Regions from separate parts of the Mus musculus genome. Here region 1 is linked to region 2. A link is a loop called in an ENCODE intact Hi-C map of the cell type or tissue named here. Cell type or tissue: gastrocnemius. All regions are shown on one strand.

What was found. Peaks named below come from ENCODE experiments on the same cell type or tissue, not always from the same donor. Only the 100,000 strongest peaks of a DNase experiment are listed, where the experiment ranks them.
Region 1: a loop joins it to region 2, with 11 times the contacts of the local background. A loop is called at or near these places in 30 of 42 quality-filtered maps.

What each region holds. Positions count from the first base shown.
Region 1 is chr15:97,130,917-97,138,916 of GRCm38, reverse strand. No RefSeq gene overlaps it. Among named protein-coding and RNA genes, the nearest start is that of Gm32733, 27 kb to the right of the region's middle. In gastrocnemius, a CTCF peak has its summit at 3,431 (motif pointing right); a DNase peak (open chromatin) is centred at 3,430; H3K4me3 peaks cover 333 bases; H3K27ac peaks cover 1,314 bases.
Region 2 is chr15:96,966,309-96,974,308 of GRCm38, reverse strand. No RefSeq gene overlaps it. Among named protein-coding and RNA genes, the nearest start is that of Gm32840, 74 kb to the left of the region's middle. In gastrocnemius, a CTCF peak has its summit at 4,313; no DNase peak of the experiment used is centred here; H3K4me3 peaks cover 182 bases; H3K27ac peaks cover 2,885 bases.

The DNA.
Region 1 (8,000 bases), 160 kb before region 2:
ACCAACAAAACGTCAGGCAGGAGGAAGGAGGAGACAGGAAAAAAGGAGGGGAGGAGAAGGAAAAGAGAAAGAAAAGGAGAAGAGAATTCCAGGAGGGACTTTCCTATTTAATTTGAGGAATGTTAATAACCCTAGTATCTCCATTATTGATAATGAGATCCTGTTAGTCAATCAGGCATCTTCTAAATTCAGCGCTTCCTAATCGATACCAGCTAAATGAGCAAGGCAAGTCAATGACTGACGCTGCTGTTTCACGGCAGTCAGAATCTGCTGAGTAACTTATTCTACCTAATAACTGCAGCTCATGGTAACTGAGAACTTGGGAAGTGCCAAGAATAGGGCTAGTATTTGCGGTGGTTTGGATAAGAATGGCTCATATACTTGCATGCTTAGTCACCAGGGAGTGGCACTCTTCCATAGGATTAGAAGGTATGGCTTTGTTGGAGGAAGTGTGGTATTGTGGGTGTGCCTTGGGGTTTCAAAAACCATGCCAGGTTCTGTCTCTCTCTCTCTCTCTCTCTCCCTGCTTCCCTCTGTGTGAGTGTGTGCTTGTGAAACAGAGTGTGACTCTCGGCTACTGCTTCAGCTCCATGTGTGCCACAATGCTTCCTGCCATGATGATAATGAACTAATCTCTCTGAAACTGTAAGCCAGACCCCAATTCAATACTTCCTTTTGTAAGAGTTGCCTTGGTCATGGTGTCTCTTCCCAGCAAAAGAACATTGACTAAGACAGTCTCATCAGTAGTACTAGCAAGTGCAGCTTATCTGTTGAGGAAACAGAGATTACTAGGGGTGAAATAAACAATAGAAAGACACAGGTCCAACACTGGTGGGACAGGATGTAGAGGAATTTTAATCCAGGAACATGGCTGCTCTAATCACATCCAAAGACCTAGGTCTGTGTGATCTATTGGAATTTAATGTCACATGCCTTTCATCCCCCTGGCTGGAATATAGACATGCCTTTACTACACACCATTAAGGTAAGGTTAGTTTATAGAAGGAAGCAGCCATGTTTGAAAGTGATTTCTAATCGAGGGGCAGACAAAGTGATGGATCAGAGAAGGACTTGGCAGAGTCAGAGAAGGGATATGCCCATTTCTCGTGAGAACAGACAGGAAAGAGCTAGCTCAAGAGGGGAGCATGGAAAAGAGGGGGAGAGAGGCAGTTTTTACGGGGACAGTTTTACAGAGACAGGTTCCAGATGAAGACAGAAGGAGCCAGAGAAGGATCCAGAAGATTAGAACAGATTGCCAGAGTTAGTTTGAGGCCAAGCAGAGCAATTTAGTGAGAAGCCAAGAGAAGCCAGATTGAATCAGTCATCTTGGAGGGGAGTTTGAGCCAGAGCAGTTGAGTTGAACCAGCCAGCCAGAGTTCAGAAAGGGCAAGCTTACTCATCAGCCAGCCTCTAAGATGACAATCACACCAGGGATGTACAAGTGACTGTTACAGCAGGGATTTGAGTTCTGGCACGTGATGCCTGGATCCGTTTGTAAGCCTGTCTTCACACAGCTTCAACACAGTAGTAGGAGCCCAGCAACCTCTGCATCACATAGGTAAAGCTTTCTATTCCAGTGACCATCGAATGGTCCTGTGAAAGAGATGCCCGTTCAGCTCCTATAACCTTCTGTTCAAGAATGACTCGCACTTTGCATACTCGGATTACCTAGAAAAATCCAGAACGTTAGAGAAAAGTGATGAACTAATCTGCCTAAGTTGATTTGAAAATGAGGGTAAAGAATGTGATTTTTTTCATGCTTTACATTTATATTTAAATCTGTGGCCAACTTTGAGTCTCTTTCTTTTTTCCTCTACTTCTCTTTCCTCATATTCCTGCCTCCTCTTTTGAGATAAGGTCTCCTTCTATAGCCAAGGCTGGCCAAGACCTCATTATGTTGCCAACATTGGCCTTGAAATCATGGTCATCCCCCTGCCTCAGTCTCCCAAGTTCTAAGATTAGAGTCATTAACTAGCACAGGGGAGTTCTTTATTTTGGAAGAAGACACAATCCCACACAGTTCTTAGAAATACGTATATTGTTTGCAGATGTGTAACCCATCACAGGATGGTCCAGTGGTCAAGGAAGAAGACGACTGTCTAACTAGAGCCATTACTGGAGTTGTTGGGAGAACTCACTGTTGGGATAATATTGTGCACCGTGTAAACACCGTCTTTGTATTATTCAAATGCTGATCTCTCTGTTGGCAGAGGGCCAAGTACAAGCTGACTTTGGTGTCGTTATTAATATGGCTGCATCATATTTTGTAAACCCACCCTCTCTCACCTTCTGACTGGTTTATCAAAAAGCTGACGGCCTGTAACAAAAACAGGAAATAGAAGGTGGGACTTCCTGGAAGAGAGGGGAACTCTGGGAGAGAGTCAGGCCCGGGAGGATTCATCAAGAAGATGGAGAAGAAGCTGCAGGCCTGGAAGGAAGGAGAGGTAGCTAACCAGTTACATGGTGAGACTTAGATTAGCATAAACGGAATAGTTGAGCTCCGAGCCAGCTGGAAACAAACCTAACTTCAGGCCTAGGCATTCATAAATAAATATATGTCTCTGTGTCATTATTTGGAAGCTGGCAGTCCCAAAGCAAGTCCTGTTACAAGTGCTGTTGGAGATAGTGTGTGTGTGTGTGTGTGTGTGTGTGTGTGTGTGTGTGTGTGACTATGTATATCAAACTTCCTGAATTTTTTAGTCTTACCCTCCCAGACCTGCCCAAACCTCCTTTGAGTTGATAAGGACAAATATTGTCCGATGCTGATGTTATTTTGAGTTTTATAGAAAGTCCTGCCTAACAATTTGAACTAGGCTGTGCGTGTTTCCATTTGGTTGCTAGGCTGCATTCTGGGTCACTTCCCAGCAGCCTAGGTGACAGCTCTTCATGGGACACCTGAATAGCTGTAAGGTGATGAACTGTGAGATATCACATGATACACAGCCTTTAAAATAGGCAGTGTGACATAATGCACCCGCTGTGACCCAGGTTGTGGTGGAAAGTATCTGGAAGAGGAAAAATGAGATTCCGATGGCTGAAAGATAGCCAGTTTAGAATCTAGGCAGGGGTAGGGAAGACGAAGGCCAAGGAAGCTTTCTACACTCCCACCCGTCCCCCAGGGACAGTTCTGAAGCCCTACACTGTCCTGTAATGTGCCACAGACAGAAGCAATACAAGAGAAATGGAACTAGGGCTTGCTAAAGACATCAGAGCCCCAGGAAATCTCCTGGCCGAGAAGTTGGACAGATCTCTTGACACTTATTCTTTGTTTCCAGAATCTTCCACGTCTATCTCAAAAGTTTCATTGATCACCTTGCCCTTCTTTTCCAGATAATAGTACAGGCTTTCCCCGCCCGAGATCAGGCCAGCAATTTGGCTGCCCCGCGTCTTTCCAAATTGACTGCGTGGGAAACGCAATTTACTTCCTCCTCCAACAGTAGGTGGCAGCACTAACCTTGTTCATTAGGTTCCCGCATCTGTAAAAGCAAGCCGAATTTGCTCAGTGGCAACAGTTTAAGGTCAGGCCTTATTTAAAATGTAAAGAAGATAGGCAAGTAGGCAAGTAACTTAAAAACCCGACTAATCACTTAGCAATTAAGAGACTGGAGACACTGCCCACATTTACACTCATTGAAATGTGAAGCAGAAACCTGACTCATTTTTATTATTTTTTCTTCTTCACTGGAGTCTCAGGCAAAGCTGGCAGCCAGTAGAGCATTTCTGAAGAAAATAAGTGCTTGAAGTCAGATATGAGAATTTGTATTTTATTATGTGAAATTTACATCTCAAGCCCCCGACAGCTCAACATTTTGAAATCACACTTATTTACTTGTGCATGGGGGTGGGGGAGGGGACTCATGGGGGGGGGGAGGTCAGAGAACAACTTTCAGAAAGGGGTTCTCTTTTAACAGATTTCCCTTTTTAAGAGCAGCCTTAGGTCAAGAGCAAAATTGAGAGAAAAGTGCAGAGAGAAGCCCATGTGTCCTCTGGACATCTCCAAACTACAACCATCCACACAGAGTTTCTGCCTGCTGCTGGTGCTCAACATGACTAGTTAATCAGCTTCACACGTCCGTAGTTTACCTTGGTCTTCACCTGGAACTGTACGTTCTGGGAGTTTGGAACTAGAGCTAAAGCGGTGTTTTCTCCTATGCTGCGTACAGAGTACCACCACTGTCCTATATGTCTCCACTCACTCCCCACCCACTCCCTCCAACCTCTCCACTACTGAATGTTCTGCCTTCTCTGTAACTTGGTCCTGCCACTGGTGGGGGGGGGGGTCTTACAGTGTTTCTTGTTATGTGATTGGTTGTTTCCCTCGTCAAAGAACCTCTAAGTTTCCCCCACTTGCTTCCTTGTCAAGACGGTTCATTTTCCTCACTGCCGAGTACAAGCCCTTGTCTGGATGGGCCACAATCTACTCTCCCACTGACCTGAAGGATGCTTGGTTCCTTCCAAGTTCTGGATCAGATATAAAGCTGCTATCAGCATCTGTGGGTGGGCATATGTTCCCGGGTCATTTGAGTACATGTAAAAGCCTGGTTACTGTAACGTGGTGGTGTGTTTAGTTTTGTTGGAAGCTACCAAACCATCTCCATAGTTCATGGCGTTTCAGGGCCCCAGCAATAGGTGAGACCTGCTGCTCTCACCTCTAGAATTGGGTATTGGGGTTGGTCAGGGCTGCAGAGGACCCTGGTTCAAATCCCAGCACCCATTCATTTTCTTATGGGTGACATTTAAGAGTCCTTAGCAGAGTCGTGTCAATAAGATAAACACCTCTAGTGCTCACCCCCTTCCACAAGGATAGCCAAAGAGAAGAATAAACTACCACATTCCGACAAAACAACTAAAGAGAGTATGGCGTACATCAGGGGACTGGACATCGGCACCTTGGACATTGGGACCCTGCACACTGACAGGGTGGTCATTATGGACTCTCTGTAGAACTCATGGGTGGTTGGCCCAGCACAGAAAACTACCTGGATTCTATGAGCCCCAGTGTCCCCAAAGGAGGACTTGGTGGCTGTGCCCTGCTTTCCATGGACAGTGTGGTGTCTCTGAGGTGACATCTTGGAACCAGAACTGCTGTTAATGCGCTGTCCTCTGGAGACAGGAACCATGGCATACCTCCACCACTGAGAATTTGCCACCATGGGTGCACCCCCACCTGGAGGGGGCAGTATTCTTACCACAAACCACTACTTCACCATCTTGCTGGGACTAAGCTTCACAGTCACTGCCCCGTCCCTTCCCAGACTCTGTCATTTCTTCCTGCCTTAGATACAATAGTGCCCAGCAGTGACAGTCTCCGAATGTAATAGTGGACTTACTCACTTCTGTGTAATTCTGCCACCATTGCTTGCCTAGCTTAGCATTCTATCGTTAGGCAACTACACATAAATTGTTACATATTCTTCATGAACTGACCCCCTGTCATTTCTCAGTGCTGCCTTCGTCCCTAATTAATATGGAGCTGTAGAGCACATTTGAAAATTTATCTCCACTTACTCTTTCTCTGGCTTTCTTTATATCCAAGTGTATTACTTGTGTGCTTTTCTTTCCTTCCTTCCTTCCTTCTTTCTTTCTTTCTTTCTTTCTCTTTCTTTCTTCCTTTCTCTCCTTTTTCCCTTGGCTTTTGAGATAAGATCTCTCTACACAGCCCTGGCTGTCCTGGAACTCACTGTGTAGACAAAGATCACCCCAAATTCAGAGAGATTCCCCTGCCTCTGCCTCCCAAGTGCCGAAGTTAAAGGTGTGTGCCGCCATGCCTGGTGATTCTTCTTCTTCCTCTTCGTCTTTAAAGATTTATTTATTATTATTATACATAAGTTCACTGTAGCTGACTTCAGACACACCAGAAGAGAGCATCAGATCTCATTATGGGTGGTTGTGAGCCACCATGTGGTTGCTGGGATTTGAACTCAGGACCTTCGGAAGAGCAGTCAGTGCCCTTACCCGCTGAGTCATCTCACCAGCCCCCAATTTTCCTTCTTCTTCTTCTTCTTCTTCTTCTTCTTCTTCTTCTTCTTCTTCTTCTTCTTCTTCTTCTTCTTCTTCTTCTTCTTCTTCTTCTTCTTCTTCTTCTTTTTCCGAGACAGGGTTTCTCTGTGTAGCCCTGGCTGTCCTGGAACTCACTCTGTAGACCAGGCTGGCCTCGAACTCAGAAATCCGCCTGCCTCTGCCTCCCAAGTGCTGGGATTAAAGGCGTGGGCAACCACGCCCGGCGATTTTCCTTCTTCTTAAACAACTGATTTTGAACATTTCTTGGAAGGTGAGCTCACTAGACAGCATGCCCCTCACTATTTGTCTGAGAAAGTCTTCATTTTTCCCTGGTTTTGAGTGATGGATTTACAAGGTACTTGATTCTAGGCTGATAAAGCCTTTTCCCTCAATGGCCCACGGTATTCTTGCTTCCAAGATTTCTAGAAGCAATACGTAATTTTTACCTTTGTTCTCTTTTGTAGAAGAGACAGTGGGCCACCTCTATGTAAATGCTGGGGGCGGGGGGGGGGCACACAGCTGTAAAAACATCTCCTGCAGGAGGACCTAATTGAGGACTGTCTGAGGGACCCAGGATTGCTGGTGCAGACAAAGCCAGACAACTGGAAACTGCTATTTAGAAGAGATGCTTTTTTGGGACCAATGGGGCATGGGTGGAGGGTATTAAAGGAGCTTGCAGCAGTGCTCAGATGAGCTTGCTGTAGCATTTCTCACCTGTTCCCAGAGTCTGTGTCGTTAACTCTGTGCCACCTCACCCCCAAACCCCAAGGGCAGGTAGGGTCTGGCAAGCGAGTAGTCCAAGGTTCAGGCAGCACCCTTATAGGGAAGCTCTGTACTTTCATGTCTGATATTAACTTTGTGGAAATTCTTAGTAACCCTAGTAATTGTTTCAGGCTTTGTTTATGTGTGCCCTTTTGGTATTGCTGTGGCTTCTACCTGTTGCAGGATTTTCCCTGTCCAATCACATTAGGGCAGTGGGAGGCCTGTGATTGGACAGGGAAAGAAAGGTGGAGCTAAGAGTTGCAAAGAGAGGGAGCATGGCAGAGTGGTGGGGAACCAAGATGGCTGCAGACGTATACCCTTATGATGTTTTCCAGCCACAAGTAACTATGATTTCATAAGGTTAGAAATATTGGGATAAAGCTTTTATCATTATCAATTGGCTCTGAAGTTATTGTATTGGCAACTTGTAAATTGTGATATTATCGATACATAAACCTGATTGGTTAATTAAGCGTTAAGAGCCTGATTCTGCCAGGGTACTGGGTACTGTGATGTGTTGACTGACAGTGGGGTGCATGGTAGCAAGAGGAACGAGGGGAACTCAGGGGGTGGGGCACCAGAGAGATAGCCCTGCGGGTGCCCTGTGGTTTGGCATAGCTGGAGAGTTGGCGGACCAGCAGGAACGCTGAAGCGAGGTCAGGCACCTCGGAGAGTTGGCGGGTTCATCTATGTTACAAGCTCTGAACTTACCTTACTGGGTTTAGATACTTTATCCTTTTTTTTTCTTGTTTGAAAATTTTTTACTGAGAGATGGCTCAGTGGTTGAGAGCACTGACCGCACTTCCAGAGGACCCAGGTTCAATTCCCAGCATCAACACGGCTGCACACAACCACCTGTAACTCCAGGATCTGACACTCCCTCACAAAAATACACGCAGGCAAAACAACAATGCACATAAAATAAACATAAGTATTTTTTTAAAACTTGGAAAGTTTATTGCCATTTCCTCCAGCTCAGATATTTTCTCTTTGCTGCACCCAGCCTGCCGAGCCTGTCTAAAGCCTTCACACGTCCCTCTGTGTTTTCTTTCTGCTAACGCTTTCTCTTATTTCCATTAGGGGATTTCAGGTCTGTTTCAATCCTATCCTCCCCACCCCTTACTCCTTCCTGATCTACCTTCCCTGACTACCATTTTGTGCCTCCCTCCCTTAGCCCCTCAACTCCAACTTACACTGCCCAGATAATCTTGGATATGTGGAATCCAATTGAGTGTGGC
Region 2 (8,000 bases):
GCAAACCCTTGAGACTCACAGTGCGCCAAAATCTTGGTGAGCATCGACAGAACATCCTCAGTGGGAAATGCCACAGCAAGGAACTTTGTTTCATGCACACACACAAAAAAAATACTTTAAAATTTTGTTAAGCTACATCCATCCAGCATGCAAAGGTAGATGATACCTACATGAATTTCGGGTTTGGTTTACTCCCACCCCATCATGGATATGCAAAGATGTCTGAAACCCCAAATCTATAAATTCTGGAACATTTTAGATGAGGCTACTCAAACCACACTAAGGTAAACGGATCTTCCAGGTCTGAGAAATAGCCCTCACTGTTCAGCTGAGTGTCTTGTTCAATGGTTTCTTAGCAAAAGATAAAGAGCAGAGATGGCCTGTTCCCTTAGACTTCCTGTTCTTTGGTTAACACACAGAGGCTGTCTCAATTCCACCATGGTTTCTAGCGCCACCCCAGAAAGGTGACCACCCTGGAGCGTCTGTCCACAACAGACATGGCTGCTCCCTCCTCTCTGGTGACTGAAGATGTGATCGTAGCATGGTTAACAAAAAGATGGCTTAGCGGCAAGAGATGAATTTGAGAGATGGTACCTCCGAGTTCTCAGGAACGGTAAATCTCACCTCCGCTAAATAGTGACAGGAGAATTTGGGCTCAGGGATAAGGGCTGTGCATGGACAGGCCCTGCTTGGCTGATGTCCAGAGACTGGCTGACAAGAGGATCCTCCCCAGAAGAGAGTTTTCCAAGAGCCCCCCCTCTCCAAATGTAATCTCCAGCTAGCTGACATGTCTCAGGGTAACACTCATCTTTTGAGTTACAACACAGAGTAATGGATGGGTGGTTGGGATTAATGTTTTCCTTTCTGTAAATGTATTGAGAGAAAAATCCATTCTACTTGGTTTGGAGAAGAGGAAATGCAAAGAAACTGGGAGACTCATATTTTGAGAGTGTGCACATGCATTAGAGGACTGTAGTGAGGAGGGCAGTTCATATTATAAAATATGAAATATGAGGGTAAAGAAAAGGAGGTTGGGAGACCTTGATCTACTCAAAACCCTGCAGGCTCAGATTGGTTTACTGGGTGCTCCTGCCTGAGACAGTTTGTTAGTCAGTAGACAGCATGTGACAAACGTAGCTGAGCAAAACAACCTTAGATACAGAAACACTCACTTTGCAAGAGTGCAGTCCACAGTCCCTAGGCCTGTGTCTCTGGACCATGACAGCATCCAGCCACTCAAAGAGCATTACCTCATAAAAGCCAGGAAGCAGTGGGGAGGGAGCTGGGGACACCACAGACCCTTTAAGGACCTCCCCAATGACCTATATCTCTCAGCTATGCTCTGTTTTCTTAAGTTTACATTCCTGACCAGTAGCCTGTTAACTCAACAAATCCATCAGTGGTTATGTCCATTGATGAACTTATCTATGGCTTTCAAAGGCCCCCAGCTGAACGCTGACGCAGTGGTGCCAAGACTTCAATGTATAAGCTTTGGAGGCCATTTCAGATCTTAGCCATAATACACAGTGAGTTTAGATTGCAGGGGCAGGGACTTGAACTGCTTCTTGACTCTCTGATAACATTGAAAGGGGGGTGGTATTAGTAGAGGCAGCAAACATTTTGAAACTCACAGCGCAGCGCCAAACAGTCTGACTTTAATTGTATGCAGTTCTGGGAGTTGTTGAGAAGAGCTTGTTGCATACAACCTGAAGAATTCAGGAGCCAAGGGGCACTTGCAGCCTCTCCCGCCATGCCCAATCCAGAGGTCACACCCATTTCTTTGGCAAGTTTAGCTCAAATGCGGTTTCTACAGGTGAGGGGTCTGAAGCCCAGTAAACTTGCTTGTTCCTTGAGCCTCTTCTTTGGAGCTTGCATAACGGAGAAGCACATATTCTGATCCTGAAGAGAGATTCTGAGCCATGTTCCTAGTCAACAACCAAGAGTCACATGGACTGCAAAGAGGGAACTGTCTTAGCTGGGAATTTTATTGCTGTGAAGAGACACCACAACCAAGACAACTCATTTCATTGGGACTGGCTTACAGTTTCAGAGCTTCTATTATTATCATGGTGGGAAGTACGGAAGCACGCAGTCAGACATGGTGTTGGAGGAGCTGAGAGTTCTACTTCTTGATCCTAAGGCAGCTGGGAGGAGGTTCTGATTCCACACTGGGTGGAGCTTGCGCATAGGAGATCTCAAAGCTGTGACGCACTTCCTCCAACAAGGCCACACCTACTCCGACGAGGCCACACCTACTCTGATGAGGCCACACCTACTCCGACGAGGCCACAGCTCCTAAAAGTGCTACTTCCTATGGACAAGCACTGAAACACAGAAATCTATGGGGGCCAAAACTACTCAAACTGCACAGGAAACAAGTGCTGCCGCAGCAGGGTTTGAAGATTCACACAATAGTGACAGGCACAAAACTCACATCCTCTGGCACTTCACATTGTTTGGCGTAAAGGAACCGGGCAGGCTCAGCCGGGCGTGGTGGCATACGCCTTTAATCCCAGCACTTGGGAGGCAGAGGCAGGTGGATTTCTGAGTTCGAGGCCAGCCTGGTCTACAGAGTGAGTTCCAGGACAGCCAGGGCTACACAGAGAAATCCTGTCTCAAAACACCAAAAAAGAAAAAAAAAGAAAGAAAGAAAAGAAAAAGAACCAGGCTCATGTCTAACTCACACATCATCACAGAGGATGGAGATTTGAAAATGAGAAAACGTTGCCTCAACATAAAAGCAAAACGAAAGCAGTGCTATAGCTACCCAGGAACGGAGTGCATGGCCCTCTTCCGAAAGACCGAGTTTTCACAGAGATAGTGAAGCAGAGACTTGAGGACGTTTGTCAATTATTTTACAGGAAGGATTTCTACATTGGAAGATGGTGGGATAAAAAGAGGAGTTTGTCCTTGATCGACAACCAGAGGACATTTTTGCTCCTTCAATAGCCCAACCTCTTAAATGTTTAAAATTATTTCACAGAAACCCAGAAAGTTAAATGGTTCCGTTTCTAAGGTTCTGCAAAGCATGTTGGGAGTCATAATCTCAACCTCACTTTTTTTTTTTGTAGGTAATGAGGCTACAGCACAGTTGCTAGTTGCTTTTAAGGTCACATTATTGGCAAGGTGTAGGCAGACTTTTGGTTACTTAATGGGTTCCTTTTCTTAATATCCTTCTCCACCCCAATCCCTTCCTACCCCCTAACACTGGGTAAGAGAGAAAGACGGATAGAGGAGAACAAGGGGGGGGGGCATTGATCTTCACAGGCTACTTCCTGCTGATTAGTGTCCTTGAGTTCCTTGAGGGCACTGTTGATTCCTCTTAGCAGGATATCTCCAAGCAGCAATCTGCAATCAGCAACCAGCCATCAGTGGGAGCAGTGGCAGGAGTGGGGGTGGGGTGTGGAGGGGAAAAGGGTGGGGGCAGGGGCAACAGGGGCAGGGCAGGGGCAGGGGCAGCAGCGACAGCAGCACCAGCCACCACCTCTCTCGGGGCTCTAGCATTTTTATACCCTCTCAAGAGTCCCGAGAATTCCAAAGGTCATACATTTTCAGGAATTATCTGTGACTGGCAGCATCATGCCCCCACCAGAACATGGGGCAAATCACAGTCAGCTGCTGTGGACACTCGAAAGCCGCCCCATATCCCACACCGGGCACTCAAACAAAAACATTCCTGTAAGATTTCTGTGATTAAAGAAACCAACATCTCCACTACAGCCAGGAGCAGAGCAGCAACAGGAGCTAGCATCTGTAACTACATTTGAGCTCTTTCTGTCTGTTCTCCCACATCCTCTCCACCCTACACATATACCACATTGGTGATACTCCCAAGCTATGGCCCTAATTTGTTGGGAACATGAAGGTCCTTATGCCCCCAGACCCCCAGAGGAACCAGAAATGCTAAACTCTCGGAATTGTCTTCTAAACAGGAAAGAATGTAAAACCTATTCTTCCATCAAGAAGGCTGGGCATTTGCAGGCAATTAACAGCCTGGTGAGCTGTGTTATCAATTGGGCCTGGCCGTACCAGGCTCTCACAACCAGAACCACAATTAGCTTGAAATCTAAATGATCCTCACATTACAGTGTAGGGGCTCTCTAACAGTCTAAACAACCCTTATCTGTATAGCCAGAGGCTCCCCCAAGCTCCCACAACCAGGACCAGAGGTGGCTAATAGCCACCTTGACGCTATCTGTACGAATGAGACCATGACAGATCTGTCCTTAGGCTTTAAGGCCCAAATCTCTAGAGCCCATCTTCTTGGAAGAAATGACATGGTCTTTGAGTTGAGTTTTGATGTAATTACGCCTCCTTGTGCACAGGGGTTTGTATTACACCAGAAAGCTTTTTTTTTTCTTCCCCCAATCTATACCCTATATGCTGGCAATAAATTGCCTGGTGTGAGACTCCTAAAGTTTGGTCCAGTCTAAGACGAGCTGAATTTTCATTTTTCACCTCTTCCCAGGTCATTTCACTGCTGGCTGTGACACCTGAAGGGACACCAAACACACATACACCCACCTCCTCCCCACACAGATTGTGTCATGGCTGTGATTTAAAAATGTGCAAAAGCTACCTGTGTTCTTTGAAGATATACTTAGAATTTTCTATTACAACATGTAAGACTAGATCTAAGGATGGCTTAGTGCATAACAGCACTGAATGCTTTTGCAGAGGACTAGGTTTCATTCCTACCAAACACAATCCCTGGTTATTCCAAGGAATCTGATGACCTCTTCTGGCCTCCTTAAGAACCTGACAAACCCACAGTATATATACATGCAGGCGAAGCAGTCATACATATGAAAATACACAAGTATATATCTCTATCTATCTATCTATCTATCTATCTATCTATCTATCTATCTATCCATCTATCTATCCATCCACCCACCCATATCTCTCTCTCTTAATCTATCTAAAAGATTAGCTCTGCTTAATTTTATTTCTCACTATAATGTTTCAATGTTCTTTCTACATTCTACATAGTCTATATTTAAATGTGTGTTAAATATGGTTGGTTTGATGAAAAAATAACTGCAATTTTCAGACTATTTCTTGCCATGTTTTTCCTTTGTTGGGTGTCCTGGTTGTCTGGTGTTGAGCAACATGTGACAAACCTCAGGATAACAAGTTGGTATTGTGGCAACTTCTAGAGAAAAAGCAGGGTTTTTTCTGAGTGTGTGTATAGTCAGCCTTAAAGACTGACACTTTCTTCTGTCACCACACCCTCTGTGCCTCCCTCACCTTGTTCAGGGCCTAGATTTCGTGACCCACTTTTAGTAGCTTTTAATAGCTTCGGTGCAAACGAGAAGGTATTACTTCTATGAGTCAGTTATAAAAAGATTGCACCTTCTGGGAACTCTCCCAGTTGCTTCTGCTCTGGGAAGCACGCTGCCGTGTTATAAAAAAATTTTTTTGGAGAGACGCATGTGGCAAGAAAAATGATACCTCCATCAGACAGACAGTCGGCAGAGACCTGAGGCCTGCCGAAGTATTGAAACGGCTGTAACGTCAGCCATCTTGACTTCAGCCTTATGGAACTTGAGCCTAAAGCAACCACGTGCTTAGATCCCTATATTGGAAAAAGAGGGGATAGTATTGATTGTTGTAAGCTGCAAACCCTGGGGGTGTGTGTGATTTATCACCCAGTGGTGGATGGGCAGCCTTGTGGGAGAGCCTTTATTTTAATCCTCATGACTTAGCTTACAGTTCTATGAGTCAGTTGGATTACTGTCTTGACATGGGCAAGTTCATTTCTGATCCTCCCTGAGTGCTTCAGGGGCTCTGCGGTAAACTATTGATTTTGATGGTGACTTTATGACCCTGGATGGCTCTATCCACATCTAATGTCTAGTGGTCACTGGCTAGTATTCACCACCCAACCCCAGTCATCAGACACCTTCAACAACTTAACATGGGTTGTTCTCCTATGGTGTGTCTTGGTGCTGCTCCAAACTCAGCGAGACGGTGAGCGCTGATATACAAATGCTTTGCAAGCCTCTGCTTATATCCAGTTACTAATGTCCTATTGGTCAAAATGAGCCATGTGACCAACACATATTCAAAGTGTAGGGATACAGACTAACTCTCATTGAAGGAGGTGATCTGCCATGTCACATTATATGAATGAAGAGAATGAGAGGGGAAGTTTCAGTGGTTTAAATAATCTACCATACAGAGAAAATCTGACAGAAAAAAAATAATAACCGACAGTATTCCATATTTCCTTCTATTTCCTAAGGAATGGCAGAGGTGGACGACAACCCAAACATTTGGAAGCACTTGCGAATACATTGAGAAGAGCTCATAGAACAGAAAATCAGGACGTTTGTCTGGCCTAAGTGCTTGTAGGTCTTGATTCACTCAGCTGTCAAGATGGGACAAGGGGCTGATCAAGGGAACTGGGAGCTTCTGTGACTCTTATCAGTACCCAGAGGTGTCATACTCATTTTCTCAAGCTGTCACTGATGATGTCACAAGTTTTACAGTATTACTGATCAGTTTTTCTCTTCTGGCTTCCTGTTCATACAGGTACCCACGCTACTTCCCAGTGAATCCTTTCCATGTGACCGGGCTGGCTTCCACTCTACAGAGTGGCATCTCTATGTATCATATTTGTGAACACTGAGACACTAGGTTCCAGCCACCTCTAGAGGAGCAGACCAATAAAATATTATCAACTCACTCTAAGGGGCTGGGTGGGGGAGGGGAGAAGAGGGTGGAGGGAGCAGCATAAGCTATATTGGATCTATTTTTCTAACACTGTAGAGGCAGGGTTTTGTTTTACATCTATGTCTTCTCCTTTCTATCTATCTATCTATCTATCTATCTATCTATCTATCTATCTATCTATCTGTTTAATATGTGTGTGCATTTCATCTGCAAGTGTGCCTATGTACTATTTATATGCCTGGTATCTGAAAAGGCAAGAAGACACAGAAGACACCGTCAGATCCCCACCCCCACCCCCGAACTGAAATTACTGATGATTGTAAGCCACCCTGTGGATGCTGAGTACTGTATATGGGTCCTCGGCAAGGATGCGAAGCACTTTTAACTTTAACCCTGAAGAAAGATTCTTAGAGGATATCCACATAGGTCTTGTATAAGCAAGAGCATAAAGATATAGATTAAGTGGGCTCTGTTAAAAAAACGACAACATTGAGCTGGGCAGTGGTGGCGCACATCTTTAATCCCAGCACTCGGGATGCAGAGGCAGGCGGATTTCTGAGTTTGAGGCCAACCTGGTCTACAGGGTGAGTTCCAAGGCTATACAGAGAAATCCTGTCTCGAAAAACCAACCAACCAACCAACCAACCAAACAAACAAACAAACACCAAACATAAAAGCAAACCACAAAAAAAGCCCCCCCCCCAAATAAGAACAACATTGAGTCCAACATAATAGTTATCATTTTGGATAACACGTGCCATATATTTTACACGATTGTTTTGTGTCATGCTTTCGAGTTCTGTTTAATTCCAAAATGCAGGATAAAGTGTTTGTACACTTCCAGAAGGTGAAACTTATCTGGTAGTTTCTTGTTCATCAATCCACACCTGATTGTAATACCTTATCAAAACCACCAGTATTCCTTGGGGACACTGCAGACCTTTGAGGGACCCAGCCTTCCTCCCTTGCCTCATCCCTTTGTGTCAGCTGCCAATGCCAGAGGGCATGCACTACCTGGGAACCCTCTGGCCACGCTGGCCTGGGTATCAGGTAGGAGATGTTCACTCTCCTCCCTGTTCTCCACTGCAGATTCCCCAGTGTCACTAGCTCTGTAGGAGATCACCTGCACAGACCTGGCATCCCTCTCTGACTCCCCTCCCTGGCAGAAACAGTTTTCCTCCTTCCTGTGGACCTTGTCCCCCTCCTAGTGTGTCCTCAATCCTTCACATCAATCCACTGATACCTAGAAACATGTTCTACCCCGATCCCCAGTGCCCATACCGGGCAGGGACTTGTACTCCATACAAGGCAATCCATACCCA